2 separate regions of the Homo sapiens genome follow, and region 2 is linked to region 1. A link is a contact called in ENCODE Hi-C or POLR2A ChIA-PET data. All regions are on one chromosome and are shown on one strand. Each heading gives the region's core, a stretch centred on a gene start or an enhancer-like site at or near the end of the contact. The rest is flanking DNA. Distances are from core to core; before and after follow the strand shown.

Region 1 (2,579 bases), core at 35-2,534:
GGGAGGCGGAGCTTGCAGTGAGCTGAGATCGTGCCACTGCACTCCAGCCTGGGCAACAGAGCAAGACTCTTGTCTCAAAAAAAAAAAAAGAGAGAGATAGGGTCTCACTCTGTCACCCAGGCTGGAGCACAGTGGTGCAATCATAGCTCACTGCAGCCTTGAACTCCTGGGTTCAAGCAATCTTCCTGCTTCAGCCTCCCGAGTAGCTAGGACTACAGGCATGCACCACCATGCCTGATCAATCTTTAAAACTGTTTTTGTAAACATGGAGGTCCTGCTATTGCCAAGGCTGGTCTTGAACTCCTGTAATCCTCCCACCTTGGCCTCCCAAAGTGCTGGGATTACAAGCATGAGCCAATGTGCTTGGCCACTTGATTTCTTTAAAAGTTCCCGAAGTGACATAGTTTATAGTTCTTTCACCGTCCTGGTTGATCTCCTTTGAAAGACAGTAGGAACATCCTTCTTTATCTTTAATGCTTTGAATAATAGTAGAAAGCTACTTAAAGGCAAAAACCACATATATTGAAACAAAGAAGAGTGGAAATTTGATAAATGTTTATTGACTTGCTGATTCAAAAAAACAGTGTAGCTGAGAAGTCTGATCAGCTCAGAAAAGAGTGGAATTTGGCAACAAATATGTTATCCAACAAAATCTGAGTAATTTATCACCTTTTAACATCTTCAACATATTTATAATATAAATATTTTTTAAAAAACCGATTATTAAACTAATACTCCCCTGGAAGAACAAGAGGACTAATTTTCGGTGACGACAGACTTGTGCTGATCCATCATCTGGAACTCCTAAAGACCTGAATGGCTGACTGGGATTAGTGACTACTATCTGGTTTTACTGGTTTTACTCTACTAAGCCCATGATTTTGTGTTTTAACCAATTAAGAAAATTATCCCAAAGCACAATAAAAATAGCCTAGGTCTGAATACCACCAGTTTTTTGGCAACAGTCCTGCTTCTTGCCTTTTTCTCATCCTCATCTGCAGCTTTCTTGAATTCATGTTCAAAGGAGCTAGCTAGTTCATTGAAGAGTCCCACCTCCTCACAGTTCTTCAGGAATCTAGTTGGAGTAGGCGTTTGATCTGTAGACATGAAAGAAAAGGAAACTGTTTTAGTTTTGATCTGAAATTAAAACTTGATATTAAATAGTATATAGAGAATGCATTTGTACTTTTTGATTTGGAGAGAGAGTCTTTGTGTTAGGGCAAATTTGCTTTAATGGAGCTCTAGTAGGCGAAGGCTGGTGTAGGCCACCAGAGGGTGTCTGTGTTGTGTTGCCTCAAAGCCAGCAGGGGGAAGACCGAACAGTATTTTGTTGTGTGACTATCCACGTACCCACTTTTCTCTCAGTGCTAGTTTTACCTCGTTTACCTCCAACCAAACCAAACCACCCACACAGGTGACACAGTTTTGTGAAACCTCTAGATTTGAAAACCAAGTATAGTTAAGCAATATTTTCTTTCGTAAATTTACTCCCTGCTAGGTCTGAAGTGAGCAGAAAAAGCAGATGGATGTTAAAATCTGATGAGAAGAAACTGAGGATCAGATGGTTGAGTTTGCTGACTAAAGCTACCGAGTAAGAAATAGTGCCTTGTCTTTCAGTGGTCACTGAGGTAATAATGGTCTGTTACCTTCTGAAGGATTCCAGGCAAATCTAGGGGCTGAGGAGTAAGACAGCAAGATCATGAGCTGGAAAAGGAAACTGTAAACAATAGACCTAATTTCACAGAGACCTAGGCCCAGAGCAAGTTCCTGAAACCAGGGTATTCGGATTTAGATTTGCCAGCCAAAATATGCCCACAGGGGCTGCACGAGTCTCTCCTCAACACAGTGCCTCTGCCCTTCTGAAGAGAAAGGCTCTTGGTAACCCATGGGAACTTTTTAAGCAACTTGAATTTTACATTCTCCCTCCCAATCCTGCTTTTTTAGACCTGAATCTTGTTCACAGATCCTAACTCTATTACGATGGGTTTCATTGGCATGCTACTTCAGGGATTCATCTCATACCCCAAACCGCTAGAATGAATGACAGAAATACAGAACAATGTTTAAATGATATTTTAAGGAGTGAGACCTGGGGTTAAGATCACCCCTTCTTGGCTGGGCGCAGTGGCTCATGCCTGTAATCCCAGCACGTTGGGAGGCTGAGATGGGTGTATCACTTGAGGTCAGAAGTTTGAGACCAGCCTGGCCAACATGGTGAAACTCCATCTCTACAAAAAAATACAAAAATTAGGTGGGCATAGTGGCAGGTGCCTGTAGTCCCAGCTACTCAGGAGGCTGAGGCAGGAGAATCTCTTGAACCCAGGAGGTGGAGGTTGCAGTAAGCCGAGATCACTGCCACTGCACTCCAGCCTGGGTGACAGAGTGAGACTCTGTCTCAAAAAAACAAACAAAAAAACCCAAAAACACCCCTTCTAGCCTGATCAATTGAAAATAGTCCAATGGGATTTTCCATGGAAACAGCACAATTTTTATAAAAAAATTTAAACAAAACCTCTTCTGAATCAGAGTGTTTGGAAAAGTTACCACTACTTCTCAAAAATAGTTTTAAAAGGTACTCT
Region 2 (2,579 bases), core at 52-2,551, 120 kb after region 1:
TCACAGCCCTCAGAAGAAACCAACCCCACCAACACCTTTATCTTGAACTTCTAGCCTCCAGAACTGTGAGATAGTAACTTTCTATTGTTTTATTTATTTATTTAGTTAGTTAGTTAGTTACAGAGGCAAGATCTGACTCTGCTACCCAGGCTGGGGTATAGTGGTACAGTCATCGCTTACTGCAGCATAAAACTACTGGGCTCAGGAGATCTTTCTGTCTCAGTCTCTCGAGTAGCTGGGATTACAGGTGCACACAAGCATACCAGCTACTTTTAGTAACTTTCTATTTTTTTTTAAATTTTTTTTTGAGACGGAGTTTCGCTTTTCTTGTCCAGGATGGAGTGCAATGGCACGATCTTGGCTCACTGCAACCTCCATCCCCCGGGTTCAAGCAATTCTCCTGCTTCAGCCTCCTGAGCAGCTGGGATTACAGGCATGTGCCACCACACCCGACTAATTTTGTATTTTTAGTAGAGACGAGATTTCACCATGTTGGTCAGGCTGGTCTCAAACTCCTGACCTCAGGTGATCTGCCTGTCTCGGCCACCCAAAGTGCTGGGATTACAGGGGTGACCAACTGCGCCTGGCAACTTTCTATTGTCAAAGGCACTCCGTTTGTGGTATTTTGTTATAGCAGTCCTTGCAAACTAGTATATCATCTATGTGACCTTGGCCAAATTATTTCATCTTGCTAATCCCTAGTGTCCTAATCTGTAAAGCAGGGGTCATTATATCTACCTCATAGGGTGGCTTTGAGGATTAAATAAAATGGCATTTGTAAAGCACCTGGCATAAGCGGCACTACATAAATATTATCTTGCATTTGTGAGACACTAATGTTATCCAAGAAAAGAAATACATCTCTGGAGATTTTTGAAAAGATTGACTGCAATTGTCAGGGTCGTGTGCAATACCACCTAAAGTCACAGGCTGGATAAGATGATCTCAGAATCCCCTTTTCCTGTTGGGTTCCTTAGACAGGAGCTCTGGCATTGTCTTGCTGTCTGTGAAAATGGTTTTTTTTTTTTTTTGATAGAAAACTGGTACAAGAACCAAAAGCACCCTTAAAGGCAGGAGGACTGAGGCCAATTAAACTAACAACTGTAATGAGGTGGATGTAGGAAGAGAAGGAGGCAAAAGAGGGTCGAGAAGTATAACCCAGATGCCTCAGGCCTCCTGAGTCCCCAGCTCACTTCCTTAGGTAAAAGATTTAGGCTGAGAGTTGTCCTCTCTTCAGCTCTGTAAGGGAAAACCAACAGAGGCCTCACCAGTCTCTGGAACGCCTAGCTCTTTCAGGCAGGGAGTCTTTTGCCAAAGCAAACAATCCCAGCTCTACGATTGTGCTCTGGCTGGGGTAGGAGAGAACAAAGATCCCTTTCTTTGCTTCCCCAACCCTATGGCTCCAGCCAAAGGCACTGTTTACACAATCTTCCCTGGTGAAGAATTTGTTCCTTTTCTCTCTAGGTTGCAGCTGGAAAAGATTGATTCTCTCCTTGCCTATTCGTTTTTCCCATGTCCCTGGGCAGGAAAAGTGTCCAATACCCAAACCTCCCACCTCCAGAGATGTGGGCATACTTAACAGTAACTTCAGGCCCTTTTGTGATGTGACAGAGAACCTTGATTTTAGTGGCAGAAAGCCTATCTGGCCAGGAAAGGGAGGCTGGAAACATCAGGAGCTTGGTTTCTCTACATTCCAATTCCATTTATTCCACTCTCTCATTCCCTAGGCTTTCTCAGGCACATTTCCAAAAGTGAATCAAATAATCAAAATCCATGGCAGATTTGGGCTCCTTCTTTTAAAGCCTGATCAGGTGGGTAGGATGAAAATAGTATTTTCTAGTGGGAGAAGTTATTCTTTAGTCTTTAGTTTATTATTAACTCCAGCAGCACAGATGTCTCCTCCACGCCCCGAAAACAAAAGCAAGAGGGAGAAAAGGAAAGCCCAGAGTGGTAGAGTCTAATTTTAGTACTGGCAGAGAATCCTAGTGTTAAGTTACTTCTGGTAAACTGGTAACTAAGAAACAACAGAGATAAAGATAATTTTCACAATTTAGGTTTCCAAGTAGTTTTAAGACCTAATTTTGCTTATTTCCATGACATCTCAGGGAGGCAGATAAGGTGTTACCCATTTCACACAAGAGAAGGAATTGAAGCACAGGAAGAATTAACCAAAAGCCATTCATGAGTGACTGGAACCCAGGATTCTGGGACTTTCAATCTGGTCAACTTCACAGGGCCAAGCTGCTTTCTGAAAAATTTATGGGTCTTTTGTACTGCACACATTTTCCCTGAGCTACATTTTCTCCCTATCTTAAATCCCTACTGACTATTCTCCTGTTGCTAAGCGAGCTATGGGCTAGCTGTTTGTTACCCTTTGCAGCTATGTTTTGGAAACTTGAAGTCCCTACTCCAGATGTTGGGAGATGGGAGTGGAAAAGCCATGGGGATACAGAGGGGTTACAAGTCTGTTTAGGCTCAGATACCATCCTGACACACACGCGCGTGCACACACACACACATACAGGCTCACCCCAACCACCCCCCAGCAAGATATGCAGAGTTCATTTCTGTAAAAGCAG

The links. A loop is a pair of places that touch in the nucleus more often than their neighbours do. ChIA-PET counts read pairs that join two places held with the same protein, here RNA polymerase II (POLR2A). Pooled maps may share reads with other maps.
Region 2: a map of dorsolateral prefrontal cortex shows a loop between it and region 1 (5-fold over the local background). The contact joins two enhancer-like sites. A Hi-C loop is called at or near these places in 2 of 168 maps with a recorded cell type or tissue (HepG2 and dorsolateral prefrontal cortex), 2 of 37 single-sample maps with no recorded cell type and 7 of 50 pooled maps. POLR2A ChIA-PET finds 5 or more read pairs at or near these places in 11 of 52 experiments (A549, H1, HepG2 and 7 more).

What each region holds. Positions count from the first base shown.
Region 1 is chr12:53,542,352-53,544,930 of GRCh38, forward strand. ATF7-NPFF (ATF7-NPFF readthrough) reads right to left here. Exons shown (of 15, transcript NR_159377.1): 4 at 979-1,097. ATF7 (activating transcription factor 7) reads right to left here. Exons shown (of 12, transcript NM_006856.3): 4 at 979-1,097. The region is part of intron 2 of LOC124902937 (a long non-coding RNA gene); the gene reads left to right. Among named protein-coding and RNA genes, the nearest start is that of ATF7-AS1, 30 kb to the left of the region's middle. Within about 2 kb of position 1,285, at least 13 of the 41 ENCODE cell types and tissues checked have a DNase peak (open chromatin) inside an H3K27ac peak, as active enhancers do; they include dorsolateral prefrontal cortex, where a contact is called at or near this core.
Region 2 is chr12:53,657,795-53,660,373 of GRCh38, forward strand. No RefSeq gene overlaps it. Among named protein-coding and RNA genes, the nearest start is that of ATP5MC2, 17 kb to the right of the region's middle. Within about 2 kb of position 1,302, at least 24 of the 41 ENCODE cell types and tissues checked have a DNase peak (open chromatin) inside an H3K27ac peak, as active enhancers do; they include dorsolateral prefrontal cortex, where a contact is called at or near this core.